Regions from separate parts of the Mus musculus genome. Here regions 1, 2, 4 and 5 are each linked to region 3. A link is a loop called in an ENCODE intact Hi-C map of the cell type or tissue named here. Cell type or tissue: left cerebral cortex. All regions are shown on one strand. Each heading gives the region's core, and the rest is flanking DNA. Links, peaks and the distances in the headings are about the cores only.

The links. A loop is a pair of places that touch in the nucleus more often than their neighbours do. Peaks named below come from ENCODE experiments on the same cell type or tissue, not always from the same donor. Only the 100,000 strongest peaks of a DNase experiment are listed, where the experiment ranks them.
Region 1: it touches region 3 in a loop (1.8-fold over the local background); 3 of 42 quality-filtered maps call a loop at or near these places.
Region 2: a loop joins it to region 3, with 2.4 times the contacts of the local background. A loop is called at or near these places in 4 of 42 quality-filtered maps.
Region 4: it touches region 3 in a loop (3-fold over the local background); 4 of 42 quality-filtered maps call a loop at or near these places.
Region 5: a loop joins it to region 3, with 2.0 times the contacts of the local background. A loop is called at or near these places in 6 of 42 quality-filtered maps.

The regions. Positions count from the first base shown.
Region 1 is chr14:122,470,829-122,477,120 of GRCm38, forward strand. It overlaps Zic2 (zinc finger protein of the cerebellum 2), which reads left to right and starts at 4,556. Exons shown (of 3, transcript NM_009574.3): 1 at 4,556-5,919. The coding sequence starts at 4,848. It overlaps 2610035F20Rik (RIKEN cDNA 2610035F20 gene), which reads right to left and starts at 4,371. Exons shown (of 5, transcript NR_045046.1): 1 at 4,075-4,371; 2 at 3,620-3,774; 3 at 2,165-2,349; 4 at 563-861. In left cerebral cortex, for the core only: no CTCF peak of the experiment used is centred there; DNase peaks (open chromatin) are centred at 3,162, 3,371, 3,721, 4,250 and 2 more places; H3K4me3 peaks cover 2,521 bases; H3K27ac peaks cover 2,094 bases.
Region 2 is chr14:122,220,963-122,227,254 of GRCm38, forward strand. The region is part of intron 1 of Clybl (citrate lyase beta like); the gene reads left to right. Among named protein-coding and RNA genes, the nearest start is that of 1700108J01Rik, 9.5 kb to the right of the region's middle. In left cerebral cortex, for the core only: CTCF peaks have their summits at 1,873 (motif pointing left) and 2,944 (motif pointing right); DNase peaks (open chromatin) are centred at 2,947 and 3,749; H3K4me3 peaks cover 291 bases; H3K27ac peaks cover 207 bases.
Region 3 is chr14:122,403,504-122,409,795 of GRCm38, forward strand. The region is part of intron 1 of Gm5089 (predicted gene 5089); the gene reads right to left. Among named protein-coding and RNA genes, the nearest start is that of Gm25464, 18 kb to the left of the region's middle. In left cerebral cortex, for the core only: a CTCF peak has its summit at 2,531 (motif pointing left); DNase peaks (open chromatin) are centred at 3,161 and 3,409; H3K4me3 peaks cover 1,024 bases; H3K27ac peaks cover 950 bases.
Region 4 is chr14:122,232,434-122,238,725 of GRCm38, forward strand. The region is part of intron 1 of Clybl (citrate lyase beta like); the gene reads left to right. It overlaps 1700108J01Rik (RIKEN cDNA 1700108J01 gene), which reads right to left and starts at 1,205. Exons shown (of 2, transcript NR_015532.1): 1 at 1,023-1,205. In left cerebral cortex, for the core only: a CTCF peak has its summit at 3,443 (motif pointing left); no DNase peak of the experiment used is centred there.
Region 5 is chr14:122,450,661-122,456,952 of GRCm38, forward strand. It overlaps Gm5089 (predicted gene 5089), which reads right to left and starts at 486. Exons shown (of 4, transcript NR_033326.1): 1 at 391-486. In left cerebral cortex, for the core only: a CTCF peak has its summit at 2,918; DNase peaks (open chromatin) are centred at 2,491 and 3,203; H3K4me3 peaks cover 690 bases; H3K27ac peaks cover 1,738 bases.

The DNA.
Region 1 (6,292 bases), core at 746-5,745, 68 kb after region 3:
AGATACAAAGCCATGGAAGAGCTTTATCTTATGAGATCTTCTCATAGCCTCCTTCCTAATGTTATTTAACAGTTACAGCTTTGGCTAGGATTTTCACAACTTCCTCTCCTCTTACATTATACCTTTCTAAAGTCATGTCAAAAGGCTTTTGTTCTATGTGGGTTTTATAGAGGGGGCTTCCCAGAGCACACATGTGGTCTTTCATGTATCAGGGGGTCACCCAACTCAGTAATAGCTGAGAAAGCAGAATCAAAAGTAACCTTCAACTTAATATCCTGTTGATTATCTTGTTGGATTTTTGCCTCTAATATAGATGGAGGTGGTGCTAGATGGAGGTGGTGCTAGAACTCTTGTAGAAAAGGAAATTATTATTATGTTAGTTATTATTTTGGCCTAAGCTACAATGTATTACATACTCTTCTTCACAGCTTCTCTCCCCCATTTTTACACCTTTCTTTAAGGGAAAAAAATTGGAGTGTTACTGGGGCCAAGAGTCACAATAATATATTCAGTGGATAGCCAAGTTGTTTGTATTTGGTGTCTCCTTTCCCACAATGTATACCTTTGTGTGTGAGAACACAGTGGGTGAAGTGCAATGCATTTATTCTTCTGTATGTATGTGCACATCACGCTATAAGAGATCACAGTAGACACCATTCAAAAGGAGTTGCTCATGATTGCTGGGATGTTTGTGGAATTTGCTTCACCTCATCCCTTATTTTTCTTCTTGTAAACACACCACGAATTTTTGATCAAGCCTTGGTTCTCTTCACTCGCCGGGAAATGTACCCTTGCCAGGAGCCCTGTGGCGGATATCCTTCTCAGCCACAAGCTGAGGTTTTGCCCAGTGCAGGTTTTGCCCTGTTTGAAAAGAACAATTTGGGGAAACTTAACAAAGAAAGAACTGGCTTCCAAGCGTTGACAGTTACCGGTTTGGGAAGTTTGACAGAGCAGCCTTTCTAGAAACCTGTTGGAAAAAAAATGATTTGCTCAGTGTCTGCCTGCCTTCACTCCTTCCTTCTGTCCTTCCTTTCTTCCTTCCTTCCTTCCTTCCTTCCGCTAAGGAACCTGAGTCTACTTTTGAGGCAATAGTCCTGAAAGCCTTTGCGCGTTCTCGCAAGCGCGCGCGCGCGCACACACACACACACGCGCGCGCGCGCGCACACACACACACACACGCGCGCGCGCGCGCACACACACACACACAGGCACACACAGGCACACACACACACACACACACACACACACACACACACACACACACACACTTGTTCTTGCCCTCGCTTTTTCCTCTCCTTCCTTAAAAAAAAAAAAACTGTCAAGAAGGAAAAGGTTTTTTTTTTTTTTTTTTTCCTTCTTCTTCTTCTGGTTTGCAGAGAAATAAAACACTTCTGAAAGAGGGGACCGAGACATGACTTTGAACTTGGTTCAGCTCCTCTGTTTCCTGCAGTGAGAGGAGAACTGGAGCTGGGAAAGAATAGCCAGGAGGGCCCAGCCGGCGAGCTCTCCGGCGGGAATTAAGGCATCTGCCCTAACGCTCGGCCCTCGAATCCAGCGCCCAGCCGCGCCATCCTGAATTGCGGGCTCAGCAAAGAAGAAATCAAAGCGAAAGGAGAGAATAGGTCAAAAAAGAGAGGAAAGGAAGAGTGGGGAGGGGGGTGAGGAAGTGGTAGAAGAGGAAAACCTACAAGTGTGAGGGCTTGAAAGAAGGAAATAAGGTCTTTGGGTAGCAAGGCTGTTATTCTCACAACCAATCTTAGGTTAAAAAAAAAAATTGGGAGTGGTAGTATTTTTAGAGCAAACCAATACATGCACTTTTCAGTATAAATTGCTAAATAAGGCAAGCAAATGTGAAAGACTGAATTAGGCAGGCTTTTAAAATAAATGGATTGAAGCCTTTCTGCTTAGATATTTTCCATCTCTCCCCCCTCCCCTCCCCCTGCGGTCTAGCAGGCCAGTGTAGCTTCTGCCCTTTGAGGTAGGGGAATGGGAGGAAAGAGGACCATTTCCTCTCTCCAGCTTCTAGGAAAGCTCATGATTTCGGTCAAGATGCCTTTTTCTTGTGGTCGTTTCTCCCGTCCCCCTTACCAAGGAATGGGGAACACGGAGGAAACAGAGGGAGCCTTGGTAGAAAGGTTGGCTCCAACAGTTGAGCCAGACCCACCTAAGGTTTGAGAGGTTGTTTGATCAGGCAGGAGCTCATATTCATTGCAGCAAATCTCAACAAGAGTCTTCTTCCAGCGTTTTTGGTGATTTCATTTCAATATAAATTTCGAAGTATGTTGTTATTCTCTTGCGCGAATTTTATCTCAGTTTCCAGAGATTTATTAATAAAAGCAGTTCTCAGGCCTGCGAAAGGTGAAGGAAGACGATGGTCACGGGCTGAACCTTTACACTTCCCCAAACTCTTGGCCCGCAATTCCCTTTCCCATTACCTCTTACCAATCTGAGGGCGGTGGGACAGCCATGTTCTTAGTGGGAAGCCAGCCTGGGTTCGAGGGCGGCGCTTGGGAAGCTTTGCGGTGGCTTCACCAAAGAGTGACACTTACCGTAAGCCCCACAGTTTATTTTTTCTGAGGCCCTGATTCTGATACGGCAACAGCCAAATTAAGGCCTAAACCTTGCTTGATTCTGGGCATTCCACTTCCAGAACCAATGTGGCTGTGGACCGGGTCAGGAGGTATCCACCCGGAGGGAGACACTGTCTTTAAATGACGTCTAAACTGCCCCTCAGGGTCTGCTGCCTAGTTTACTCCTGTAATCTGAGCTGAACATGAGCGGCCAGGGCGGGGGGTGGGGAGGTGGGGATGGGGTGGGGGCAGGGGTGAGCTAAGTGCGCCCAGGGGCAGGTGGGGACCACCGCCTGGGATGGGGGCGGTGTATAGACGAATGTCCAGGGAGTGGAAAGAAGGGATAAGTTTGACTATCTGTGTCCACCATCCTTCATCCACGCTTTAACGCCTCAAAGCAAATTGGTCAAGGTGAGAATGGAGAAAGTAGAGTGCCTGTCCAGACTGGGAAAGACCTGTCCTTGTCAGGAAAAGTCTCTTCGCTCCCTCAGGGTCTCGGGCTTGGTGACTCTATAGCTAAGGGTGCTTTGGACTAGAGTTCCCGGATTTTTCGGTGTACTTTGGTAGTGGATGCAATCTCTGGGGAGTTGGTGGCCTCTGACAAAGTATACGGGAGCAGGATCGGGCGGAAGGGGACAAGACCCATAGACCTGGCACCGCGTTAGGCTCGCAGCTGAACTCTTGAATTAGCCGGCTGGTGACGGGAGCCACAGAGCCAGACGCGCGAACGAAACCCTGCATGCTGGCAGGCCCAGTCTATGGGTGCGTTGGGCCGCTGCTGCAGCTGCACAACCCAAGCGGGGCTCAGGGAAGGTGGGGCGGGCTGGGCGAAGGATTGACGAGGCCGTGATGGCCAATAGCGGTTTCTGGAGGGCGGGATGGGCGGGAGTCCCCGTTAAAGGGGCGGTGTGACCAGGAGGCCGAGCCTTGGATAAGGAGGGAGGGATACCCGGGCGGGAGACCCGGCGGGTACGCGGGGGAGGGGAGAGGAAAAGGAGGGGACAAAAAATAAAAAAATAAAAGGCTGCTGCTGCGGCCTCAGCGCCCACCGAAATAAACAGAGGCGGTGGCGAAGGCTGCCCACTGCAGCCGCGAGAGAGGAAGAACTCGTGTTGGCCTCCTAGCATTTGCTTGTGCCGAGGACTTCGCTCTGTCCTCGCTGATGCGAGCACTCATTCCCGGACTAGCGCCCAGAACAGATCGGCTGGAGGAAGGGGGAGAACCAGAGAACACTTTTTTATTGTTGTTATTGTTTTTCAGACTAGCCTCACCCTGCTCCCCTCCCCCTCCTCGCCTTCTCCCCTCCCACAGTCCCCCCCTCCCCTGCTCCTCCCCCTCCCTCCTCCTCCAGCCCAACTTAAAGAAAGAGGGGACGACGCGCCCGTTTCCTTCATCTAGGGGAATTCGTGACCGCTGCAAGTTTACTACTCCGGGCGTCGCCAATGCCAAGCTCGGAGGGCCAAGAGGGCTAAACCCCCGCAGCAACCGCGAAGCCGAACAATACCGGCAGCGCTCTGGGCGGCGTGAGCAAGGCCTCGGGGGAGGGAGCGGCCACCCGAGAGCGCCGTGGACTCGACGCCTAGCCTCCTCCTCCCGGCTGCCCAGCGCCCCTGCGGAGATCAGGTGGAGCGGCGGGTGCGCCAGGCTCTGGGGCTGGCGGAGCTTGTTGCTGTCCGCTCCCTGCCAGCTTGTGTGCGCACAGCCACTGCCCTAGGGCACTGTGGCCCCGCAGCCGCGTTGACTTCATTCGGCGGATGCCGCTGATCTCAGCCAGGCTCCTGGTCCGCCGGCAGTACAAGGCAGCTAGCGAGTGAGTGCGTGCGTGCGTGCGCGCGCGGGGGCGCGCAGGGGTGGGGGCCGCGGCGCTGAGCTCGCCCTCCGGCGGCCCCCCTCTCCTCCGCTCCCCACACCTCCCTCCGCTCCCTCCTCCCGCCCGCCCTCCCCTGCCCTGCCCGCCCGCCCCCGCCGCAGCTCCTTTAATACACTTTGGTTCTCCGCCTGGCTTTGGACTCTTCTCCTCCTCCACCTCCTCCTCCCGCGCCTCCTCCGCCGCCGCCTCCTCTTCCTCTCCGCGCCTTCGCTCGGTGCCCGGCCGCCTGAGGCAGATACAGGCGGCGGCGGCGGGCGCACCAGCCCGGCTCCCGAGACTGCAGTCGCCAGTATTTCCACCGCCGGTTCACGGAGCCGGGCGTCCAGAGGACGCGCCTCGCCGATCCGAAGAGGAAATCCAGGCGGCGGGGTTCACCGGCGCCGGCGGGGCGGCCGGGCGCGCTGGCCATGCTTCTGGACGCGGGGCCGCAGTTCCCGGCCATCGGGGTGGGCAGCTTCGCGCGCCACCACCACCACTCGGCCGCGGCAGCGGCGGCTGCGGCGGCCGAGATGCAGGACCGCGAGCTGAGCCTGGCGGCAGCTCAGAACGGCTTCGTGGACTCGGCCGCGGCGCACATGGGCGCCTTCAAGCTCAACCCCGGGGCACACGAACTGTCTCCTGGTCAGAGTTCGGCGTTCACGTCGCAAGGTCCGGGTGCTTACCCGGGTTCGGCTGCTGCAGCCGCTGCGGCCGCGGCTCTAGGGCCCCACGCCGCACACGTTGGCTCCTATTCGGGGCCTCCCTTTAATTCCACCCGGGACTTCCTGTTCCGCAGCCGGGGCTTCGGGGACTCGGCGCCGGGAGGCGGGCAGCACGGGCTCTTCGGACCCGGCGCCGGCGGCCTTCACCACGCGCACTCGGACGCGCAGGGCCACCTTCTTTTCCCTGGCCTCCCGGAGCAGCACGGGCCGCACGCCTCGCAGAACGTGCTCAATGGGCAAATGCGCCTAGGGCTGCCGGGCGAGGTGTTCGGGCGCTCGGAGCAATACCGCCAAGTGGCCAGCCCGCGGACCGACCCCTACTCGGCGGCGCAGCTCCACAACCAGTACGGCCCTATGAATATGAACATGGGGATGAACATGGCAGCGGCCGCAGCCCACCACCACCATCACCACCACCACCCTGGTGCCTTTTTCCGCTACATGCGGCAGCAGTGCATCAAGCAAGAGCTCATCTGCAAGTGGATCGACCCGGAGCAGCTAAGCAATCCCAAGAAAAGCTGCAACAAAACTTTCAGCACCATGCACGAGCTGGTGACCCACGTCTCTGTGGAGCACGTCGGCGGCCCGGAACAGAGCAACCACGTCTGCTTCTGGGAGGAGTGTCCACGCGAGGGCAAACCCTTTAAGGCCAAATACAAACTGGTCAACCACATCCGCGTGCACACTGGCGAGAAGCCCTTCCCCTGTCCTTTCCCGGGCTGTGGCAAGGTCTTCGCACGCTCCGAGAACCTCAAGATCCACAAAAGAACTCATACAGGTAATCGTGGGTCAGCAGTGGGAAGAGGCACCTCGAGGAGAAATAAATGCACAGACTGAGCGTGTGTGTGTGTGTGTGTGTGTGTGTGTGTGTGTGTTCGTACGCGTTGGGGAATGACCATCAGCCAGGGACCTGGAATGGGAGAGCGCAGGACAGCCAGGGCTTGTTTTTGTTGGAGGATGGTAAGAGTATTATTAGACTGGGATTTTTCCATGTGCGGAAATTGAACTTTTAAACGATCAGCGTAATACCAAATATATGCTTGGAGTGATGCGATTGCCACCCCCCACCCGCCCGTCCTGCTCAATATTTCCGTTCTAAATAGAGCGCACAAAATAAAACAATTCGGCTCTAGCTCGATGTCCGGGAAGCG
Region 2 (6,292 bases), core at 660-5,659, 180 kb before region 3:
TGTGTGTGTATTTGTGCGCGAGTGCGTTTTAATCAACCTTCTCTACCTTGGGAATCTCACCATGACAAGGTACAGCTCTGTTACAGGACAATTTACAGCTTTGCCTTTTCTGAAGACAGGTTCAAGCACAATGCACTAAGCATATAAGCTAGAAGTACCCAATTTATACATACTGATAAACTAGGATATGTGTCTGAGGGCTGTGGTCAAAAGACTCCCAAATATGACCTAAAAAATGATTTATTAGCCGGGCAGTGGTGGCACACACCTTTAATCCCAGCACTTGGGAGGCAGAGGCAGGCGGATTTCTGAGTTCGAGGATAGCCTAGTCTACAAAGTGAGTTCCAGGACAGCCAGGGTTATGCAGAGAAACCCTGTCTCGAAAAACAAAACAACAACAACAACAAAAATGACTTATTACCATCACTAAGACATGGATGGAGGGCTGGAGAGATGGCTCAGTGGTTAAGAGCACTGACTGCTCTTCCAGAGGTCCTGAGTTCAATTCCCAGCAACCACATGGTGGCTCACAACCATCTGTAATGGGATCTGATGCCCTCTTCTGGTGTGTCTGAGTACAGTTACAGTGTACTCACATACATAAAATAGAGGTATGGTCCAGTCTGGGGTCTGTCCCCTTTGCTCACAGTATAGCTCTCACATAAGTTGGGTGTTTGGGCTTCCCCATCAAGAGCCTACTCAATCCTTCTGAGCCACAGAGCTCTTCTATTCACAGCTCTTCTATTCACATTGACCCTCATCTCAGCCAGGCATTGTCTGGCTGCATCCAGATGCAGGCAACACTACGAGATGCCTTACTCAGCAGAGTACCTCTGGGGCTTCCCTGACTCTACTCTTGGGAACAGATAGTGTCCTCAAAGTGTTTTTACTCTCCAGACCTAAGAAGTAGCTAAGGGAAGCTAGGCTGTGCTGGTGTGTTGTACCCAAATGGGTCTGAGCTAGAAACTATGATAAGAAGGGATCCTGGGACTTGGAGCCTTCACCATCCCACCACCCCAGAGCCTGTCCAGCCCAACCTTTTGGCCTTCGAAGTGTCTCTTCTACTAGGGTCTGGCTTTTCATAGTGGTGTAATTGTTCATTTTGAAAAGCTCTAAAGTCATCGTTCAAAGGTATGTTATTGATTGGTATGTGGGGGGGGGGGGCATCAAGTGGACCTGAATGGGCAGAGCAAACAACTCCCTCTCTACCAGAAGGGATGACATGCCACCATTTTAAAATTAAGTAGCATTTTAGGGCCCAGTGTGGCGGTACACACCTATAATCTCAACACTTTGGAGGCTAAGGTAGAAGATACGTTGCATGTAGCCTGGGTCACATAGCTGGACCCCTCCCCCCAAAGGATAACATTGATGAGCAGCTACTCCTGGCCCCAGGTCCTCCTCCCTTTAGAAATGAGCCTCACCTGAGCTCTGCCACATGCCCCATTCCTTGAAAGCAGAGAAGTGGGGGTATTTAGAGCTGAGGCTCACTGACCCACCGGGCACCCTAGGCCTTGAATGACTCTTGGCATCTTCCTTTCTGTCAGCCAATGAATCTGTGCTGAGCCCTGGTCCTTCCGGGCTCCCTGGGAGACAGCATTTAGTGATGACCTGGCTCCTTTCTCACTGAGGCCAGCTTAGGGAATGGACGTGTGAATGAGGATTTGTGTGGCCATAGAACCGGATTCAGGCCCGAGTCTTCTCCAGAAACAAAGGCAAGTCTGTTACAACAACTGCCCTCCTTCTCACAGGGTCTGTGATCCCATGGGTGTGGCCCGGAGCAACAGTGTTGCATTTTGTCCCTGTTCTGACTATGCTGGTCCAGGTGTCTTTACCTGGAACTCATAAAATGGAGACAGAACAGTGGCCTCTAGTGGCTGATGGGGCCCTCTGGGACCACCTGCTACCAGTGAGTGACCCACGCTACCGTCTTGCCAGCAAAACGCACGCAGGCCACTCGGATCCTTCTGCAGTAAAGCTTTAATACATCTCGAGAGATAGATGATCAACTTCAGGAGAGGAGACCCAGAGAGCAGAAAGCCCTTCCCTTTTATAGGCTGTGTAAAACGGTTGGAGACGTGCACCACCCGAATTGGCTGCCCACTATCAGTCAGTTAACGCCACGAGAGAGGCAGGGCTCAGGCAATGACGCCTGCACACATTTTACTATGAGCAATGGATGTCAGCGCCATCTTGTAACGGTGACTGTGAGGGCGGCTCCTCACAAGTGAGGACAGCCCACTGATGCTTAGGCCACTGAAGGGCCACACCCAAAGCTGGGTGAGAGTGTCCTATCATCCCAGGACAAGGCATGCTGGTAGGCTGGTCTGCTGTGGAGCTTACATTGCAGTCCAGGCAGCTGGAGCAGGAGAAGCTGCTAGCTTGTCTAGCTGCAAGGAGGGCTTCATATCCCTAGAGTGTACAATAACACACACACACACACACACACACACACACACACACACAAAGAGGACTCAGAGAGGTCTAGGTATGAGTGCCCAGACAGGGAGCTTTTCCTCATCAAAGTTGATCAGCTGACGTCTGAAGGGCAGGTGTGAATGGCGGGAGACTCCGTTTTCATGGAGTCTGTCCTTCAGAATGGTCAAAGTAATTCCTTAGTAGAAGTGGCCTCTTTACCCTTCTCTGTGGGGCTTGTGAGCAGCTTCAGTGTTGACAATCTGATACTGTGTTGCTTTTTCTAGTCAGAAGCCATCTTGGGCCCCTCCCACTTCCTGCTTTGTTTTCTGAAGCTGTTTAGGTTTTTGTTTTTGTTTTTCCTTTTCCTTTAGGTTCATTTTGTAACCAGGGCAACAAATGCTGCCATGAGTGGACAGGAGGGTTGGGAATGCTGGAACCAAATCATCTTGGGGAGATGGGTTAGGAGGCTTATGTTTCTGTACGGTAAGTGCGGTGACTAGACTGTAGTTCTGGAGTGGTCACTAGATGGCACTCACACACTGGTGTTAAACCAGTCCAGGACTCCCCACTTTGGCGCCTGTATATTCTCCAGAGAGGCTGACTGGCCAAAGCTTTGTATCCCTCCACTCTTGATGGTCTACAGAGATCTAAACAGACGGATACGTGCCTCTGTCTAACTCATTTCACCTGATACTGAGCGATCTTAAGAACCTGGCAAAAATACCTTCAAAGGTCTTAAAACCCTGTCAGCTGCTTAACCCCGGCTTGCTCTTCTCCTGAGCAAATGCAGTGAACCCATCTTTGCAGTAGAGAAACTTATCTGTTTCTCTCCTAGTCGTTTCACAGATATTCTCAGTGGGAAGAATAGGAAGTGAGGGTGAGGGAGGCATTAAAAAGATTAGCACGTCAGAAGGAGATCTATCTAAAACAGAACTACAGCTTGGTAAAATACAACGGAACCTGCTAGATAGAGATTAATATTATTTTATCAGGTCTATTGTTAGACAGTTTCAAACAAGCGAAGCATCATTTGCATGTTCTTGTGTATTGCTGGAGTAGGAGGCAGGAAACCGTATGTTCTTCTTTCTACAAGTTGTATGTGCATCACAGAAAAACCCAATCTTAACTTCGTAAATCTGTTCTGATGGAACAGGAAGGGAATAATGAATTTCTAAGGTCACCTCGGCTCCTGCCTGGTTCAATCCTCTCTGAGCTGAGTGGACATCTTGGGGAGGGGCCCTCGTGGCTCTCTCAGGCATGGGCACGCTTCTTCATCTATGCTCTTCTTAGCTGAGATAACAGTGCTCTGAGCCCCACTGGTAAGGTTAACCTGGGTGCCGCAGGACAGCAGATGGGAATTCTGGTTTGCAGCCACTGCGGAAAAATAAAAACATGTTCCAGAGGGGAAGGGAGCTTGTATTTCTGCGTTTGAACCTTTGATCCACATTCGCTTCTGAAGGGAGGGCTAAACCTTTTGGTGGAGACACATGGCTTGACATCTGTGAAAACACAGCTGTATGGAGCAAAGAAAAGTTGGGGAAAACACAATGGTTTTGCTGTGTCAGGGCCGTTAGTGCTCGAATTCTAGACAAATATTGTCTTTTGATAGTTCTCGCAGAAGGCCTTCTAGATTTTCCCAGGTAATTGCTTAGTAATGTTATTCTTTGAATTTCAGATTTTGAGCCACCTTTTAAGAAGTGAGACATAGGTTTTTCTCTTCTCTCCTCTCTATAAAGACAGTAAAATAAATGAATTGTTGTGATGACCTAGCTGGCAGCCGGGAGGTGGGAAGAAATCAAACCCTTTGAAACAGATGACGGTAGACATCACGATTTGCTTTCGTTTATTTTTTTTTTAATGGAAATATTGGACATAGAGCTTTGTTCCCGACGTTACAGCAAAGATGGGGCCTTCGAAGAGCTTGGCCCTTGGAAACTTGCTTTGTTTTGAGCAATTAAGGTTTGTCACTGAGCGGATGGAGAAGCCCTGCTTCCATTCATCTGTAAATAGCAGTCTTAGCACGTCTCTCCATCCCTCTCCCCAGCCCCTCGGCCAAGAGAGGTATTTAGCGAGGTCTTCCTTCGTCCCCACTTTTCCCTCTGCCTTCCTCTTGACCTTTCCCCTTTTCCTACTATCGAGTCTGTGACCTGTTAGCTCTTCCTTGTCCCTTGGTAATGGGATATCTCTGGACCCTCCCATTCCTCCTGTACCAGTGTGGCCACCAAGACATCCTGGGATGAGGGTTTGAAGTGGAAGCAGAAGCCTGGACAGCGGCTGCCCCATCCCCCAACCCAGTCTCACTTTCCAGTACCCACCACTTCAGCAGCAGCCATGTGTCCCCGAAATGAGATTACCGTGGGGTTTCTTTAAGAGAAAGATACAAATATTCACCTTTGGGGGCCATCCTGCTGCCAGAAGGAGTGTGAACTAAAGTCCTCCCAGACACCCCAAAACTTTCCCCTTTGAAGTCATCCTGCCTTCCCCTTGCAGGAGAGGAAAGAAGAGCCGAGTAGATGTCAGGACCTCTGAAATGCTGACTTAGCCTTTTCCCTAGGCCTCCTGTGGGCTCATCCTCGGGCCTTTCAACTGTTCCTTTTGAAACTGCAGAGTTAGGTGGCCAGGCCTTTCCACACTGTCCCAGCCACCAGCATCTGCTCCGGGCAGCAAAGGGAAGAGGCTGAGGGTAGGTAGGAGGAAAACATGGGTGACAGTTAGCCTTGGAACAGTTTCAGGGCTTATCCACCTTGTTAACAAAAAAAAAAAAAAAAAAAAAAAACTTCCCAAAATCAAATAACACCCCCCCACCTCACCCCACCCCCCCACCTCACCCCATACCCCCCCATCAAAGCCAAGCCCCTCTTGCTGGCTGCATTTTGTCCCTGGGACTGTGGGTGTCACCCCAGCTTCTTTTTTTGGAATTTGAGCTTGCGATGCAAAGGACTTGGTGAAGCCTATTAATTTTTCAGGCAAAACAGATCAAGGGAAGTCTTTGATGCGGCCTTCCCTCATTTGGTATTCAAAGGTAAAGAGCCTACCCTCTTCTCTTTGCTTTTGACATAATTAAAAGAGATTGCCCCCCACCTCAGTGACCACAAAAAAAAAAAGTCACCAGTATTTTTTGAAGTAAAAGTTCTAACTTTTTATATCAAGGCTGTTGTTTGGGGGCCCTAAATACAACCGGTATTTATGTTGTTGCATGCTGTCTGTCTACCTTGCATTTTAAGTTTGGCAGATGGGGTTACATTGGATCTTTTCCTCGATACACACACACACACACACACACACGCGCGCGCGCGCACACACACCCAGAAATTTGAAGTAACCTTGGACACCTAACTGATTTTTATACTGGAGTGTCCTAAAGTTCCATGAAGTGGACTCTCAGGTTCTCCCATCTGCTGTGTTTAACCTCAAATTGTGACCCAAGAAGGCCCAGCAAGGCCCTTTGTCTTATCTGAGCATTTCCATGCTGGCTGGTGAGGCCTTAGGTTTTTCACTACATATGCAAAGAGCCTGGCTTGGATTTTTTTTTTTTAACACCCTCTGTTTTTGCTTGTTGCTGGTGTCCCTGTTTCCCATTGTATTGGTTGTTGACGCCCAGGGCCACTGTTCATTCTTCTTGATTGGCCTTGCCCCAAACATCTCAGGATGGATTAAAAATTCATGCACCAGGCTGAATCAGTTGTGTGTTACGATAGTTTTATTTCTCTATCTAGAGGTAGGTAATATTTTAAAGGTACTGTGCCCATGAAGTCACCGGAAGCCAATTAAAACTGCCAGCAATCCTCTCCAAAACCTGTTTGGTGGTATAAATAATTGACACTGGGAAATACAGCTGTCGGGGCAGCAGCGGCGCCTCTCTCCCCTGTGAGCC
Region 3 (6,292 bases), core at 381-5,380:
CAGGTCAGAAACTACTGTTACCATGGCCACCATGCACCCCAGTGCAAGGTAGGAAGGAGAAAACCACCCTGGCTAGCAAGTGGCTGAAGCCAACCCCAGAGCTGATGGATCTGGAGAAACATTCTTGAGACACGGGTATTCACAAGCAAGGGACCTGAAGGGCTAACTCTTAAACAGAGCTGAGGCGTTGGGCTGGGGCCACCTGCTTTGGACCTTGTGTGTCTCTCTCCTTTCCCTCATTGAGAGATAGCCATTCCTCACCTGGGCTGCTCTGTGCTACCCCAGAGTTTCTGGAAAGGCATATGGGAGTGGGAAGATCCAGCTAGCCTCTGGCCATTGGTGCTTCAGGACAGAGGACAGGGGCACTCTGGGTAAGAAATGCCCAGGCCCCAGGCTGCATCTGGGAGTCATGAAGTCAGGTGTGCACAAAGTAAGCCGACCCACAGGGGTCCATGCTGGTGGAAACAAAGACTGCTCATAAGCCAGCAGGGAATGGAGGGCATGAATGCATGTGCACACTCACACACATGTACACACGCTCAGAGTGTTAGAGCAGTACTGATTTCAGATAAGCTGTTGGCGCTAAAAAAAGATGAGGGGCACATGTTCTGGCCTCCATCCCAGTCGTTCAGGTCGACCCAAAGCATACAGGGGCCTCCCTCTGAGGAAGCCCCACCTGTATGGTGGAAGTCATGGAGACCTTAAGAAAAAGCAACCCTTCAAGGCAGAGGCAGGCGGATTTCTGAGTTCAAGGTCAGCCTGGTCTACAAAGTGAGTTCCAGGACAGCCATGGCTACACAGAGAAACCCTGTCTCTAAAACAAACAAACAAACAAACAAACAAACAAACGAAAAGCAACCCTTCAAAGTGGTACTGAGAACAGGGCCTAGTTAGGCCTCTCCCACTCCACAACAGTGGTAGGGACTCCTATGTCCTCACCATGTTAGAGTATCTCGGAATCCTTGTCCCCTAACTTCCTTATCCATACAAAAACACCCTGTTTGGTTCTGGTTTTGCCTTTGAATCAGAATCTTGATATGTATCCCAGGCTAGCATCAAACTCATGAGAGTCCTCCTGCGTCTTCCTCCTCCAAAGTCCTGATGTCCTTCACCGTATCCAGCTCAAAACGATCTCTCTCATTGGCTAAGCCTTCTCAGACCTCGGATCAATCATCTTCATAATTAAGAAATACCACTTTAGGTAGGATCACAAGACCGGGGCCCACAGGAGGCAAAGATGTAGGCCAATTGCCAGTCATCTGAGAAGATACAAGGGCCCCCAGAAGAGAGGTCCCATAGCCCTCATTCCCCAGGAGACAGAAATCTAAAACGTGGAGTAGCAAGGAAGCAGGCATCCCACTTCTCCAACCCACATCCCCTAGTAAGGAGCAGACAAAGAGAAATGCCACCAAGGCTGAGTGAGCCACCAAGGCTGAGTCTGCCGTAGGGACACAGACGTGGGTGATGAGGTGGGAAGGGGACTTGGCTGCTCATCAGATTAATTAAAAAAACATACCTGTTTATATTTTTATGTAGCTCAATGGCAGCCACTTTGCCTGTATCACCCCCTTGTTATTAATTCTAGGGGGCTAAATTATGGATAACACTATTAAAACATTATCAGAACTAATGAGAAACAATTACTTAGAAAATGAGCCAGGACAAGATTGAGCTGAGAACATCAGCGGTTGATCTCCACAGATTAGTTTAATAAATCATCAGGTGCGATGCGAGAATGACTGGACGGACGCAAAGCCTCGTCACGGGAAAATGAAATTGCGATTCTTTTTGCATAATTTTTTCATTAATCTCAATAGGACCCGTGTGGTGTCGATTGCTTTATGCCTTTAATACCTTGCCCGAGGGGGGGGGGGTGCCCAATAATGTCTTCATTGTTTTACTGAGGTCTTAATGACAATCTGTGACAAACTCATTTTAATGTATAGAGGATTGTATCGGCACAGTCATGTTTTATTGAAAGGGTAAGGAGAATTCTGGCTGGTTGGGGGGCACCCCTGGGACGGCAAGTTAGGGACTTTCTTCAGCCTTGTCTCCAGTTTTCCACAGGGCCACACTGGCCCCCACTGCTCTAGAGACAGGTCGGGAAATAGTGTCCCGGGGATGAAGACTTCACCGCCTGTAGTTTGAATTTGAAAGTCTTTGATTGCCTGGCATATTTTGCTGGATAAATAGAACCAACCATGCGGTGTTCCGCTCTCTAAAATAGAAGTCATTATCGCCAGGAACACCTTTGCACTCAATAGTTTTGTGGGAGTTGGGGAAACTTTATTTAGAGACTATGGAATTTTCTTAGTTGGCACAGGAAGAGGAGAGAATACGGGCTTTACAGCTCCCCTTGTCCCCTCCCCCCCAACACACACCCCTTCCTCTTTCTTCCTCAGGACAGTATGCTTTTAGAGCTTGCATTTATTTTGCCATCTGAATCCTCTGCGTTTTTTTTTCCACGGGAACTTGTGAATATTATTACCAGTGGAGAGCACAAGAAGGGTCTGTAAATCCAGGGCTTGGGAACAGTGCCCTCTCCCGGGAGGGCCCCCTGCAAAGCCCTCACTTTGTAATTTAGGGGAAGTAATTACCTGACCCTAACATTGAAATGCTAAAGCCTAACTCTTCTTTCTTCCCACCCTCTGTTTTCAACTGGGGCCAGGGATGGCTAAGTAAGCGACCCGAACTGGAACGGAAATTACTTTTTAGTACCTGTAAAACTTGCGCAGTGGGACCCGGCAGCTTGTCCCGGTTCTGTGGTGGGTGACTTTTGTCGCTGGTGGACATGGTTTGTTTAGATTCTAGTAATTATTTGACACCCCACCTCCTTCAGAATCCGTAAAGATAGCCAGAAATACAAAGCAAGCGCCAGGAAGGCACCAAAGTCCTCCTGGACACGCAATTTGTGGCGATCTACTCAGTTTCGTCTAAGCAGGTTATTTACGTTTTCGAGGACTATGTAACTGTGTCCTTCCTTTTACATAATTTTTCCCCCTTTCTTTTTTCATTGTGACTGACCGGCTGGGTTTTCTTTCGCTCCTTCGGACGGGAAGAGCAAGGCAAGCCTGGAACTCCCGTACCGCTTAGGAAGGAGACGTGCTCAAACGGTCAGGACACGCGTGTAGGTAGATGTTCTTCTGTTCCGCACCACACACCGCATGCATCGGTGCGCGGGCGTCGCCCCGGAGTAGAGACCAGGCCTTGGGCACATTTCGGAGACCGCTGCCCTTCCCTGCGTGATGACTTACACCGGTGTAGCAGTGCTGGGGCGCAGCGGCCAGGCTAGGCCGGGGCCGCAGTGGGGGGATCCCCGTGGCCCAGTGGCCAGGACTGCGGGCCTCCCGGACCCCGTGAGCCTGTCGCGCAGCCGGGCTGTAATGGTGCGAGATCAAAGGCTGCCCGTGTCCCCGCGGAGCCGGGGACAATCCTTCGCCTTTGTGCCTGGTTGCTAGGAGCCGAAGAAACTAAGAGAAAGTGTCAGGAGCGAGTTAATCAGACTCGTTACAGTGTAACAATAACGTCTTTCTCGGGGCTCCTGGGCCCCCGCGCACCCCGTGCACAGGCCGGACACCTGCGCGGGGCCCATAGCCCGTCCAGGGGATCCGCCGCCCGGGTGTGTCGTAAACACCGAAGTTGGCTCCTGGGCCATGTGTAAAGAATTCTGGGGGAGACGCCAAACGCCAGGCAAGTCCTGGGCGAGTCCTGGTGTACTGGATCTGAGTTCCACTCTCTAAAAGATGACCCATCTGTAGGGCATAAGACCTGGAAAGATCCACGTCTTCTGCCTAGCCAGCTTCCTGGTTAACATTTCCCCAGATGCCACAAGCAACTTTGTGGATTTCTCTGCACGTCTGCGAGAGAAAACCACAAATTCTAATTCCCCAGGGTAAGAAAGAAGCAGATGTGAGTAAATATATCCCCCCTCCCCCGAAGGTCTTAAGGGGAATCGCTGCGCTCACGAATATTTAACTAAATTCATATTCAGCCAACACCTGTTGAGTTCCCTGGATGTCAGACAACTGTCCAAAAGTCACAGAGCGATCCACAGATGAGTTCTCTTCAAATCGAAGTACCCATGGAGCACGCCAGCACTTGGGAAGCAGAGGCAGGGGGACCTATGTTAGTTCAAGGCCAACCTAGTCTGTATAGTGAGTTCCACATTAGCTAGGTCTACATAGATAAATAGATCTACATAGTGAATAAATTAATTAATGAAAGGGAAAAAAGAATTTAAAACGTTGCCAGGCAGCCGGGCAGTGGTGGCGCATGCCTTTAATCTCAGCATTTGGGAGGCAGAGGCAGGTGGATTTCTGAGTTCAAGGCCAGCCTTATCTACAGAGTGAGTTCCAGGACAGCCAGGGCTATACAGAGAAACCCTGTCTCAAAAACAAAAACAAAAACACAAAACAAAACCAAAACAAAAAACAAAAACGTTGCCAGGCAGTGAAGGCACATACATTCAAAAGGCAGAAGCAGGCCGATCTCTGTGGGTTCAAGGCCCACCTGGTCTACAGAGCAAGTTCTAGGATAGCCAGGGCTACACAGATAAACCCTGTCTCAAAAACCAACCATCACCACCACCACCACCACCAACAACAACAAAACCAATCAACCAAACAAAGAATCATTTAAAACATTCGAAAATCCAGCAATCCATACTCTTCCCTGTATCTCTCCCTTGGAAAACGGTCTCTGCAGTGTGTGAGCCATGCAAAGGCATGGTGAGGTCTGAGGAATGAGGTCCGCCCTTCTGTAGTATGCACATGGTTCCACAGACTTGCCTAGAGGACCTGCTAGTTGCTGATCTGATGACCAGACCATGCAAAGCCGTGCTCAGCCACAGCTAGAAGATTGGTCAAGGTGAGTTGACTTTCTCATAGGTGACCTCTTACTTGGAAACCGAACCAGACTTCTAGACTGGAACTACAGCACCCTAAGTTAAATTAAAGCCAGCAGCCTCTTAAGACCCCACATGGAACTCAGTAACCGTGGAGGAGTCTGCTTCAGTCTCAGCCAATTTTGGAAGGGGAGGTGTTGAGACAGGGTCTATCTGAAGCCCTGTGTGGCTTGGAAGTTCCTTTGTAGATCAGGCTTAAAGATAGAGATGTACCTGCCACTGCTGGTGTTAAAGGCTCTGCTGTGCCAGGCACCCCAACCCCAACATTCTTGTAGATTCCTCACAGGCAAACTAAACAAAAAACAAACAAACAAACAAAAAAACCCACACATATTCCTTAGGTTAGGGTCTTGGGGCATGGGAGGAGCTCTAGGGGGAAAAATTCTTTATGCGAATAACAAAACTTTCTCTCTTGAGGCTAGAGGCAAAGGAAACTAGTTAGATGGGCTTAGCCCATAAAAACCCTCACCTCCGTGCCTGGTCCCTCAGACTTAAGTGGTGGAAGGAGAGAACCTACTCCTGCAAGTTGTCCTCTGACAACACACACAATAAATAAGAGAGAAAGAAAGTAATGTTTAAAGAAAGAAATACAAGAGGGGACCAATACTGTGAGTCATACTATCTATCTGCTGAGTTGGAAGCTGTGAAGACAAGCTGGAAGCAGTAAAGACAAGCTGGATTTTTTTTCTTTTCTCTTCTTTCTTTCTTCTTTCTTTCTTTCTTTCTTTCTCTCTCTCTCTCTCTCTCTCTCTCTCTCTCTCTCTCTCTCTCTCTCTCTTTCTTTCTTTCTTTCTTTCTTTCTTCTCTTAAGGATGTCTAGCTGGTTTAACCCAGGTTGTTTGTTTGGTTTTTGGGTTTGTTTTTTTTTTGTTCTTAAACAAGGAACTAATTTGCCTTTGTCCTTTAGATACACAGCTAGTGTCACAAAGACAAGGAGTGTTCTGCTGCCTTCAGAGGGCTCCTTGTGGTGTCTGCAGAGGAATACTCTGGGTATCCAGCTTTATATCCCCTAAGCACCAGAGGACAGAAGGGACAGGTCAGTGGGAGCCCCTGGGTTTTTCTGACGAGGAGGGTGAATAGATGGTTTGCTCATCCCATAAAAACACTTGCTAAGCAACCCAGCTGACTGGAGTTTGGTTTCTGGAACATACTGAGAAAAAACAAGAAAACAAACAAACAAACAAAAAACCAGACAAAAGCCCAGATACAGTGATAGGCATCTGTAATCTTAGAACTTCTTTGGCAGAGCATGAGGTGCAAAACAGAGAAACTGGGAAACTGGAGCAGAAAATTGAAGGTGGCTTAGTGTATAATATGTGGTATAGGGGCGGAAATCAGAAAAAGACGGGCTTGGAAAGGTTAGAGGCAAGAGCCCAAAGTAATCCTCAA
Region 4 (6,292 bases), core at 785-5,784, 170 kb before region 3:
GTATATATCTGGGTTTTATTTGTTTTTGTTTTTTGTTTGTTTGTTTTGCCACTATTTCAGAAACAGAACCATGTCAACAGGCACAGGGAAATCCAAATGATGTTTCTAGAACTTGTTTTACAGCCTAAGCAGGCAGAGAAGCATTCCAAAGTGGCCAGGGTCAGAAACAGAAAGGCTAGGGATGGGTCCCCCCTCTGCTTAAAGAAAGAAGAAAAACATAAGTCTCATGGATAATTAAAACTGCCTGAGTGTTTCATGAGTATTTTTCACAGCAATATTTCCATAAAAATATTTTAGTTGAGGGATACAGAGAAAGGATTAATAATAGAAAGAAAAAATCCCATTTTATTATATATATATATATATATATATATATATATATATATATATATATATATATAGTTTTTAGTCAATATAGTTTTCAGTGGGGACAAAAACAAAACAAAACAAAACAAACAAAAAACCCTAAAGTGTACTTTCATAGGATAACCCGAAGAAACATCTCCACATATGGTCCCGAAGGTTTACAAAAATAAACTGGTGGAAATGACCATGTGTGTGAAAAGAAGTCCGTTTGGAGTTGCTCGGGGACCACTGTTAGGATCCAGTGGCGCTTCCAGTCCATCAGACATTGTGATAATCAAGTGTACATTTTCATTCAGGGAGTTTAGAGAGAGCATTATTCTATATCCCATAGAATAATGTTTTCTTTAAACAACTCTTAACATCAAAATGGCAAAACTGTCGGACGGAGGCATGTTAGATAAAACAGATGGGATTCTCAGATCGTGCACCGTTCAGCCGTTTGATGGAATTCGCGCCACCCTGACCAGCGAGCCCAGATGGCGCTTAAATCTGTCACTCTTTAACGACCCTACTGTTTTTTAAAAATATTTTTATATTGAGCTCATTCAGTTTAATCTGAGAGATTAATCATTTCCAAGATCTGTCCGGGGAGGGCTGGCTGAGGGCTTTCTCTTGCCAGAACGGAAGCAGGAAGGATGGCAGAGGACAGGGCCTACCTGCTAGCCGAGTCCTGGACTGGAGGCCCCTGTGGGCTTTGGGACATTCACAGACAGCAGGGTTGAGAAGCCCACCCGGGGCGTAGTAGCAGTGGGGCTGAGGGAGAAAGGAACAGACATTTGGGAAAGGCCTGGGGGGTGGAGGTGAATACTGACGCATCCAGAAAAGCCGTTGCTGTTGCCAACCTCCGCGTTCTGCAAGGGGTCTGGAACTGGCTGGGTGATGCCGGGATGGCCCTCACTACAAAGGGTTGACCCGGTGGGTGTACCACCTGGAGCAGACCCCCCGGTGGAAGAACCTCTCCAAGATGGTTCTAGAAACAATCCGCTTTACACTGGGACTCTCGCCAATCTTATAGGTCTTCCTCCCAAGGGCTCCCATCCTCCTTTCTTCTTAAATTTCGGGACAGTGATTTGTGCTGTGAGACGCTGGCTAGCCTCTCCTTCCATGTCCCTAACCTCATGTATGTTTGCAGAGTGGCTTGCAATTGCTGACCTGCTAGGACTAAGGGGGAAAATAAATGTTTTTTCATTATGCAGTTGTGGTTTTTATCCCCATCCCCCGCATCTGATATATCAGGCGTCAAAATATGTTGCAGAATTTACAGCATTAATGTGAAAATTTCTATTACCACTAAAAGGCTACCAGCGATGGTCATACAGTCACACAAGTAAGGGGGCCCTGCTGCCGAAAGAAAGATGCTCTCGGCTATGTTTGGGTGTGGCAAGGCAGCACTTCTATGGGTCATGTGACTACCACTTTTAACTAGGGGTCTCCTAGAGGGATGCTGATATGCCCGGGTCCAAGTGTCCTATGCCCACCCAAGTTTCTGCCTATTGAACTCACATGTTGGAGTTTTGGTTTAGGATGCAGGTTCTTTCTAAGCGAATGGGTTTGGTGGAGACCCATCAGAGAGGAACAGAGAAGAGAGCTGTGTTTGGGAGCTTTAGGGTTTCTGGGGACTCAAGGTCCAAAATCATAACGGCAGATATGAGGGTGCTCAGGAGGCAGGACAGAAGGGTTGACACAGGTTCCAGGTCAATCTGCTCTACTTAGTGAGTTCCAGGCTAGCCAACGGTACATAGTGAGACCTTGTTTTTCCATAGGCTTTGATCTGTTCTGAGCAGAGCACTGAGCACTTAATATGCTGATATTGAACACGTAGCAGCCTGGGTTGCAGCAACATGCACCTTATGGAAGGACCCCATGGCAGTCCTCCTCAGGAAGCTGAGCCTGCCCACAGGGAGCTCCCTCCGGAGGAACGGAAAGGCCACCTGCTGTCTTCTGCAGCAGGATCAGGGTGTGATGATAATTAGAACAATTAGAACGATTGGACTCTGCACGTGTACCGGTTTCAGTCTACAAAGTATAAAATAGGACAGGTTATGGGAGGCAAATTGTTTCCACACTAAACGTTATCTTGATGGGGCCAAGGGGGATGGATGGCCAAGGGAATGGCCTCCTCCTTGCTGTGTAGGCAGGAGGCTCAGTTCTTGATCAGCAACATTCATGTACAGGAAAGGCACAGCTTGTACACTGTGACCCAGCACTGAGGAGGTGGAGACAGAAGATTCTTGGGACTTGCTAGCCAGCCAGGTTCACTTAGAGACTCTGCTTCAAAAAATAAGGTTGGAGCTGGGCATGGTTTTTATCTCAGCATTCAGGAGGCAGAGGCAGGGAGATCTGTGTGAGTTCAAGGTCAGCCTTGTCTACATATTGAGACCCAAGACAGTCAGGGCTACTTAGTAAGGCCCTACTTTAGGGGGAAAACAGGTTGAAAGTGATTGAGAAAGATACCTGACCTCTAGTGTGCACACAAGAGTGCACACACACATATAGTGTGCATATACACAGATAGCATATAGCATATATACAGCACAACACACACACAGATACACATGCTCACATAGCATGCACACACAGTGCACACAGACATACACATACACATATACAGTGTATAACACATACACGTACATTGCTTACACGTATGCACACACATACACAGCACATACAATGCACACACATACATATATACACAGCACAGAACACATATACAAACACACAACATACAGACACATAGCATACAGTCTTGATGAAGTAATATAATTCGTGTATTTGATATTATTTTAAAAGTTACTACTTTGTTTTTTACTACATTAAGTATTCCTATAGTTATAATAAATATTTTATTAGATTTTTTTTACTGGTTTATTCATTCTAATTATTTAATTTCCTCTAAAAACTAAAAATTTGGGCTGGAGAGATGGCTCAGTGGTTAAAAGCATTGGCTATCTTCCAGAGGTCCTGAGTTCAATTCCCAGCAACCACATGGCGGCTCACAACCATCTGTAATGGGATCTGGTGCCCTCTTCTGGTGTGTCTAAAGACATCTACAGTGTACTCATATTCATAAAAAAATCTAAAATCTTCATAATATTCCTATTAGTGAATAGTCTTATCTGAAACAACAGGAGCAGATAGAAATATGAAATCATAGGTGTTTGTTTATAGATGTAGATATAAGAGTTCTATAGTCAAATTGAAATAAGCTTGTACCCACTGCTTATTAATAAAAATATGAGCAAAAATAAACCTTCACCATTGATATCTTCTTCACTTCTTGTATTTACAAATTGGATCTAGCAAGAGAGAGCAGAGCTAGAGCCGTGCTGTGTGTTGCTTCTGTCTAAACCTCCTCTGAATGAATGAATATAGGCAGGGACCCCAGCCTGGATCTGTGGTATATTTGCTGGTGACCTGGCCAGGTCCACAGGGCTGAGTACAGAAAACAAGCAAGCACAAACACACAGTATGGCTGGGTAAGACATTAACACAGCTGAAGAGGGCAGACATTAGAGCCACCAGGTTTGTAGGGCTGGAGAAGGTGGACGAAGGGGCAGGCAGGAGGAGCCTCAACAGGTGTCCTCAGATGCTGGCCCTGTGCTCTGCCACTGAGCCACATCCAGGCAGAAGGGCTAAATGAATGGGGAGTGATCTTCGTTGAGGGTTTGAATCTGAAATCTTGTCTCTCAAAGGCTTGGTGGTCACCCATAGGACCATAGGAAGTGATTGGAGCATGAGGGCTCTAACTTCCTCAAAGGACGAGCTCGTTTGTAGGTCGATTATCTCTTGATTAAAGGGGGTGAAAAGGGGACCGGGAAGATGGTTTATCAGGTAAAGCTACTTGCCTTTAAGCCTAATTTAATGTCTTGAAGTCAATCCCTGGAGCCCACAGGGTAGAGGAAAAGTGCTGACCCCTGGCTTTCACACATGCACTGTGACATGTACAGTGCACACACAAAGTACACAGTGTGTGTGTGTGTGTGTGTGTGTGTGTGTGTGTGTGAGAGAGAGAGAGAGAGAGAGAGAGAGAGAGAGAGAGAGAGAGAGAAGTGAAAGGTATACTTTGTTGCTAGCCTCTTCCATACTTTTTGCTCTCTGCTGTGAGGTGAGCCTCTTTGCTTTACCACACACACGCCCCTTTCAGTTGGATTCTGCACACCATGCATGTGCTCAGAAGAAATGGAGCCAAAGCCTCTGGACTGAAACCTGGGACTGTGAGTCAAAACAAATGCTATTTTAAATTATTTTCTCGGGCTGGAGAGATGGCTCAGTGGTTAAGAGCACTGACTGCTCTTCCAGAGGTCCTGAGTTCAATTCCCAGCAACCACATGGTGGCTCACAACCATCTGTAATGGGATCTGATGCCCTCTTCTGGTGTGTATGGATTCAGCTACAATGTACTCATTCATATATAAAATAAATAATTCTTTAAAAAAAATTATTTTCTCAGAAGCTGGGCAATGGTGGCTCACGCCTTTCATCCCAGTACTTGGGAGGCAGAGGCAGGCGGATTTCTGAGTTCTAGGCCAGCTTGGTCTACAGAGTGAGTTCCAGGACAGCCAAGGCTACACAGAGAAACCCTGTCTCCAAAAACCAAAATATGTATATATTCTCAGGTATTCTGTCACAGAGATGAAAGGAGCTTAGGTGCTGAGATGCTGACAGACATGTGGCAGCCTGAATGTCTTCCCTCCCTCCCTCCCTCCCTCCCTCCCTCCCTTCCTCCCTCTCTTCTTATTTTTTTATTAGATATTTTCTTCATTTACATTTCAAATGCTATCTTGAAAGTCCCGTATACCCTCCCCATGCTCTGTTCCCCAACCCACCCACTCTACTTCCTGGCCCTGGCATTCCCCTGTACTGGAGCATATGATCTTTGAAAGACCAAGGGCCTTTCCTCCCATTGATGGCCAACTAGGCCATCCTCTGCTACATATGCAACTAGAGACACAGTTCTGGGGGTACTGGTTAGTTCATATTGTTGTTCCTCCTGTAGGGTTGCAGACCCCTTCACTCCTTGGGTGCTTTCTCTAGCTCCTCCATTGCCTCCCTCTCTTCTTTTCAGGATGTTTTGGTTTGTTTTTAGCCAAAACAACAGCAACAAGAAAAATAAACACTGGCTAATTGCAACATTAACCCCCAGATGTCAGCTAAATCACCTTCTGCCCTTCGATCCCTACCCCTACTTGTAAGGACACATTCATGGCTTCTGGCTCATGCATCTTCCTCTTGCTTGTGCGTGTGTGTGTGGGTGTACTCTGCAGTGCATGTGTGCTTGTGCGTGTGGGTGTGGGTGTACTCTGGAGTGCATGTGTGCTTGTGCGTTTGGGTGTGGGTGTGCTCTGCAGTGCATGTGTGCTTGTGCGTGTGGGTGTGGGTGTGGGTGTGCTCTGGAGTGCATGTGTGCTTGTGCGTGTGGGTGTGGGTGTGCTCTGGAGTGCATGTGTGCTTGTGCGTGTGGGTGTGGGTGTGCTCTGGAGTGCATGTGTGCTTGTGCGTGTGGGTGTGGGTGTGCTCTGGAGTGCATGTGTGCTTGTGCGTGTGGGTGTGGGTGTGCTCTGGAGTGCATGTGTGCTTGTGCGTTTGGGTGTGGCTGTGCTCTGGAGTGCATGTGTGCTTGTGCGTGTGGGTGTGGGTGTGCTCTGCAGTGCATGTGTGCTTGTGCGTTTGGGTGTGGGTGTGCTCTGGAGTGCATGTGTGCTTGTGCGTGTGGGTGTGCTCTGGAGTGCATGTGTGCTTGTGCGTGTGGGTGTGCTCTGCAGTGCATGTGTGCTTGTGCGTGTGGGTGTGGGTATGCTCTGCAGTGCATGTGTGCTTGTGCGTGTGGGTGTGGGTGTGGGTGTGCTCTGGAGTGCATGTGTGAGCTGATGTGAATCACCAAAAGCAAGGTGATCGTAGTTATGATAATGGCCAACACAGACAAAGC
Region 5 (6,292 bases), core at 687-5,686, 47 kb after region 3:
ATAAAGCCGGGAGTCAACACTCAAGCAAACAAAAGTGCTTGCACAACTCGCCAACCCCGCTGGGACCCGGGCCGCGGGCTGGGGGAGAGAACGCGCTCCTCGCTGCTAATTACAAATAAATGATGATGTGCTCACTAAGTAATTGATTTAATGACGTTCCTATGAAACTATTAAACCCGGATGGAGGTCAGGCTGGAGGCGCCCCAGAGCGCCCATTGTGGGCTGTTTAACTCCACCAGGCTCCTCCGAAAGACATCGGGGCTAATAGGTGAAGTCACAGCTGCTCCGGCTGACTTTCTCCGAGCGCCCGGCCGGCCGCGGGCACCCGCGCGCCCTCCTCCTGCCGCGCCCTTGTGTCCCACCGCCCGCGCCCCGCGCCGGCCAGCTTACCGACGCCTCTCCCAGCCCTGCCGCCAGCTCCCGAGGGCCTCTCCAGAGGGATCCCGGGTCTCTTTAAGAGCGGGGAAGTTGAGCACAGAACTTGTGCGCTCCGCCAGCAGTCGGCTGGCTGCCTGCACTGCCGCCCACCCCTTCTTCACCCCACCCCCGCCACTTCTTGCAGGAACTTCAGCCAGTGTGCCATGCAGGGTGCCCGCGCGCTCTTGGCAAGGAGCCTGGAACCCAAGTGCGTGCCCAGTGCACTGACGGGGGCGGGGCTGGCGGGTGTGTGTAGTTGTGCTTGGGTGTGTTTCAGGTCAAAAGGCCACCTTTCTTAGTCCCTTACCCAGCCCTGGGACCTGTTTGTACAAAAAGGTTGTAGAAGTAGGGATAACGAAGTAAGGAAATAAGTAAAAGCGCCCCTCCCCATCAGCTCACTTGGGCGGGAGTTTAGGCCTACCTGCTTCCACCTTGGATTTTTTAGAAGTACCTCTGCCAGTGACCTGGTCCAACTAGTCACACCGCTGCCCTGCAGCTACCACAGGGTTGAAGGACCTTAGGCCCACGTGTTAGGGCTTACAGGAGGTTTTCTTCTTGCCTGCCCTCCTTCCCTAGAACACATAGTCTATCTTGAGGTGAAGGGACACAGGCTCTTTCTGTTTTTTACAGCAAGGCTGTTAGTGCGAAATAGGACCTTCCTTATCGAACTGGCTAAACAGAGCCCCTGGGCTGAATGGAGGGAGTACATCCAAGATGGAAAAGTCAAATGTTGCAAATAGATCTACAGTTAGGGGTATTAAACCCCTCTGACAGATAGCAAGAGCCCAGAGAGAAGGAGGGACTGCATCATCTCTCCACCTGCCAGGGGCCTTCTGTTGAAAGAGAAGGCCCAAACCCAGCTGGAACTCCATGCCCTGAGATAGGAGGAGGGGGGCTTCAGGCTGCCAAAGTCAATTTGCCAGGATACCCTGGCCTCTCCAGACAGCCAACTCTTGTCTCTCCTCTTTGAGAAGCTATAGTCAACTGGTTCTTGAAGCATGGGTTAATTTAGACCATAGTCAGTTGGCGGTAGACTTCCTTTTCCTTTTTCTTCTCTCCTTTTTAGAAATTTCCAAACACTGGAATAAATTTGTATCTGGGCTTGGGTGTGGGGCCACCTTAAGCAGAGGGTGGCTTTTGTTCTCAGGTGTCATGCATCAGGGAATACTTCTGGTGGAAATAATTTCAGAGCCTTTCTTGAGGCCTCAGTTTCCCCTTCTGTAAAAGTGGATCCTAAGAGCTTGGTTGGGGGTGGGTGGGTATGGGGGCCTTTTGGTATAGCATCGGAAATGTAAATGAGCTAGATACCTAATAAAAAATGGAAAAAAAAAGAAATCAAAAAAAAAAAAAAAAAAAAAAAGAGCTTGGTTGGAGTCCTGGGAGAGCGTGTATTTGTTTGTAATTTGTGACTGAGACCTAGAGAGCAAGGTATCTTAGTAAAGAGAACCGTTTGTACAGAGCTTGTGTCTCTCTTTGTAGGATCCAGACAGGTTAATGTGTTTTCCCCGGGCAAAAAGGATTAAAAAAGAGGGGTTATCCAAACCCAAGTGGTCCTTGTGCATCTTCCTTCCCCTTCCCAACGGCTGTCTGCATGTCCCTATCCCCCTGCCCCCACCCCTTTACCCCAGTCCCTCAAACTCTTTTTAACTATGGCTGCTGACTACATTCCTGCCGCCCTCAGTGTAGGATGGTCACTTCTCTTCAGCCTGCAAATGAGAAGTGACATTTCAGCCAATCCATAAGCAGAACATGGGGACACAGGCCCATTGACAGAGCTCAGCCCAGGGGCCGGCTGGCTCCACAGCATCCGAAGCTGCCTTAATTAATACCATCTTAAATAGTCCAGCAGCCACCGAAGACAAAGTTGAAGAAAGACTTTAAGGCTGAGTGCCCCTCGACAAGCTCCTTTCCCCATGTCATTCAATATTTAATGCACCCGCTTGTAATGCAACTACTGGTGTTCCTTTCTCAGCAAGGACATTATTTTTTCACGGTGCCCATAGCCAGGGAAAGCCCTTTAGGCAAAGAAAATCAAAATGTTTGTTGTTTTGGATGACTCATAACTCTTGTTTAACACAAGCACTTTCAGGCAAGTATAACAGGCGAAGCCTCCAAAGCAAACAACACAATCCTCGTGACAGAGCCGAACACAAAAAGCACATTGTCTTGAGGAGTACCCCTTTCTCTGGTGCTAGATGGGGGCCTGTCTCCCAGTGAACACCACGACGCCATTTCACTTTTGAACTATTGTTTTTGAGTTATGCCATGTGGTCAAAAGGAGGGAGACGGGGGTTGTTTCCAGGCTCCTGAGACAAACGAGTTGCCTTTTCAATGAAATCCCCCCGCGATCCTTGAAAACGGAGTTTAAATGTCACCTCCGCCTTTCTAATGGGCACAGGGCTGGAGGCGACCCTTCAAAGCGCCTGAGTGATAAACGACCCTTATTAAATATGGCCTGGACTGCTGGGAAAGTATGGCTCTGGGCCTGCGCGCCAAAGAGCGCCCCTCACTGGAGGGCCCGGGAGCCGCAGGAGTCTGGATCATCTAGGGATAGAGGCCCTAGGACCTGCTCTGGGGTGAGAGCTAGAGTGGGGAGCTCGGGTGTAATGCAACTTATCTACCGCCCCAACACGCCGTGAGCCCCATCCCCAGAGCCTCCGCCTGGAGGATTGGTGCGTTTCCCCCCTGACTTCTTTTTGTCGGTGACCCAGTGGCGTCTGCAAGTCTGAGCTGCAAAGTTACTGATTTGCAGGCCGCATGTTAAGGCAGCCCATGTAAGTAATTTCTCCGGGCACCCCAGCAAAGGAGAACAAATCGCTGACAAAGGCGAGCGCTTTCGATTCAGCGGCGTCGTTAAGGCAACCCTGAAGTATCCCTCTTATAATAAGTTCCACTTCAAAGCGTTTCTCATTGAGCGGTGACTGCTTCGCACTTTTATTAAGTCCGGGCTTTTTCACTCCGAGGAATCATCTGTTTGGTTATTTTTCATCGTGTTTATTTTTCACTATTCACACAGTACTTGTATTAAATAAACAAAGAACAATCGCTCTACAAATAAAAGTGCTTAGGTGGGGAGAGAAGGAAGAGGTACTGGGGACCAGGCTCCCCTGCCTCTCTCCCTACCCTCTGACATCACTACCCCCACCCCCACTGGGCTTTCTCTCCTCTCTTCATTCTTTCTTCTTCCTTTCAAGCCAGGAGGTTCTATAGGGGAATCATCACCAACAACAGAAAGCTAATATATATGATATGCACATATATATCATACATTTCTAATCTTTGCCTATGTGTTTCTGATGAGGTGAGAATTGGCTGAATTAACTGGCCTTGAAAGTAAGGGTCACTGCAACTGTATCTTAATAGACTGTCTCAAATCGCTGTGGACGGCCTGCCAGCGACTCTCCTGGCCCTGCCTATTGCCATAGCAATTCTGACCTCTGTGTGGATGTACCATAAAAACAGTAGTTTGAATTTCAAAAACATGCCTTTGAACTTCTCCCTGCCTGATTAGGCAGTTTCGGGATGTGTGAATATGTGCTCTGGGATGTCCCTTCGTGGGGTCTCTGAGAGTTTTTTTTCACGGGGAGGGAAAGTGTGCTGACCACCCCAGGGTGCTTTCTCTGTGATTCTGTTGTCTTTCCAGATCTAGAATGTTCCCGAGGTTTCGGGTGGTGTTTGGGTAAGGCACTGGCAGATGGCAGGGAGGTGGTATCCCTGTAACTAGATGGATAGATTCTTAAGTCTGTGGATTGTTTTGTTTGCCTTGTGATAACATTCCCTGGTTTTTTTTTTTTTTTTTTTTTTTGGTTTTTTTGTTTTGTTTTGTTTTTTGTTTTTTGTTTTTTTTTTTTTTGGTTTAAGGTGACCACTTGAGAAATGCAGTTGTCTCTCCTGCTCCGTTCTCCCTGGTTGTATTTCCTAACCACACTGGGACAGAGTGGAGGCCAACAACGCTCCTCTCCAGTGACACAGCACTTGAGAGGCGGGTAGACAGTTGGGCCCAGTTTCCAAGGCCTTCAGGCCCCAGGATCAGGACACTTGTGTGGCCACCTCCAACTCAAGAGGACATACTTCCCACCAAGTAGATCTTGCTAAGGCTTTCTTAACATTCATTTACCAAAGAATATTTGAATAGGAGAGATATATAAACAAGGAAAAACCGTGTGTTTGCAGAGCCTCCTGGCCTGAAAAACAAAGATAGCCGATTCAGTGGTTGCAAGGCCACGTTTTTTGTTTTTTGTTTTTTTTGTTTTTTTTGCAGAGGGAAGATGAAGTCTTTGATGATAGCCAACTTAGTGTCAATAAGTGGCTTTCTTTGAGACATATTCAGATGGGAACGTCTTGCTTGCCAATTGCCATAGAAATCTTAACACACCATGAAGATTGTCCAAGCGCCAAGCCTTCCGTTCTGGACTAAATTACTTTGAAGTGGCTCAGGACGAGCAGTGGTCAATTTTAACTCTATAGACTGGACAGAAGAGGCTGGGAGTGGGAGATTGTGCGTTTTAAAGCAGAAAATAAGAAGGGGAAACTTGTTTTATACACTCTATACAAGCTTCTGCTCATTGTCAGATATCTTTTATCTTTTATATTTCCCATGAATGATTCATGTCTTGGTGGCTTTGTATCACCCTTCCTTTCACAAGAAACTTCATTAGAGCTGTAAGTTTTCCCATTGATCGAAGCCCTCATTTACGAGTGTTTTTCTCCCTCGTGTGCTGGTTATTGTCATGAGGCTTACAACAACTCTTGGCAACCTGTGTCACCTTTACTACACTTAACAGACCTGACTTTGAAAAGCCACTATAACCTTTTGGAGAAATGCTTATTGATGTGACTACCAATTGTTTTTTTTTTTTTTTTTTAATACTTGCCTTTTATCTGTTTTGTAGTGGTGAACATAAAAACAAGGAAACAGCCAGGCTTGCTAACATGTATAACCAAACATATCAATTTGAGTCAGTCACTGGAATAATCTGCTACCACAAAAAAAAAAAAAAGTTGCCTAACACCTACCTACTCCAAAATACTGATTATAATTAAAAACTAAAATTGTAACTCTCCCCCTACTCCAACCTGCTATGAGCTGATTTTGGTGTCCATTTGTCAGTCCCATTCTGTAACTATAAATTGCTCCTGAGCAGTTTTGTCACCTGCCTTTATGTTTGGAATCTTATTACCCCTGACTTTATTTTCAGCAATTAGGCACTAAGGACATGACTGATTTTAACACAAGAAGGGACTGGCTTTGAGAAAAGTATAACTGTACTTGTAACCTGCAGGGATTTGTTTTTATAAAATTTCTTGCATTTTCTAGATCAGCAGTTCTCCATCTGTGGGTTGTTGTTTTTTTTTTTGGGGGGGGGGTGAGGAGCAAAGGCCCCTTTCACAGGGGTTACCTAAGACCATTGGAAAACACAGATAGGTACAATTCATAACAGTAGCAAAACTACACTTACAAAGTAGCAACAAAGTAATTTTATGGTTGGGGGTCACCCCAACACGAGGAACTGTGTTAAAGAGTCTCAGCATTAGGAAAGCTGAGACTCACTGCTTCAGATTAGATGGTAAGTAATCCAAGCTACCCCACCCACTCCCACCTGTCCCTTCTTCAGAAGCTCATAATAGATCAGGGAAAGGCAGGTTCACTCCTTTTGCAACTGTTCTGTTTTAAAAGAATGACAGAGATGTGCCTTGGATAAAATGTAGCAATACATAGGAAGAATACCTTTATTACATTTGTCCATCACCATTCTTGACTTCTTTCTAAGGGAGGTACACATTTTAAGGTTTTATTTTCAGTGTATCAGGAACCAATAAATTTGTGGCAGAGTTAACCTATTCATGGCAAAATACATAAAATACATATTCCTTT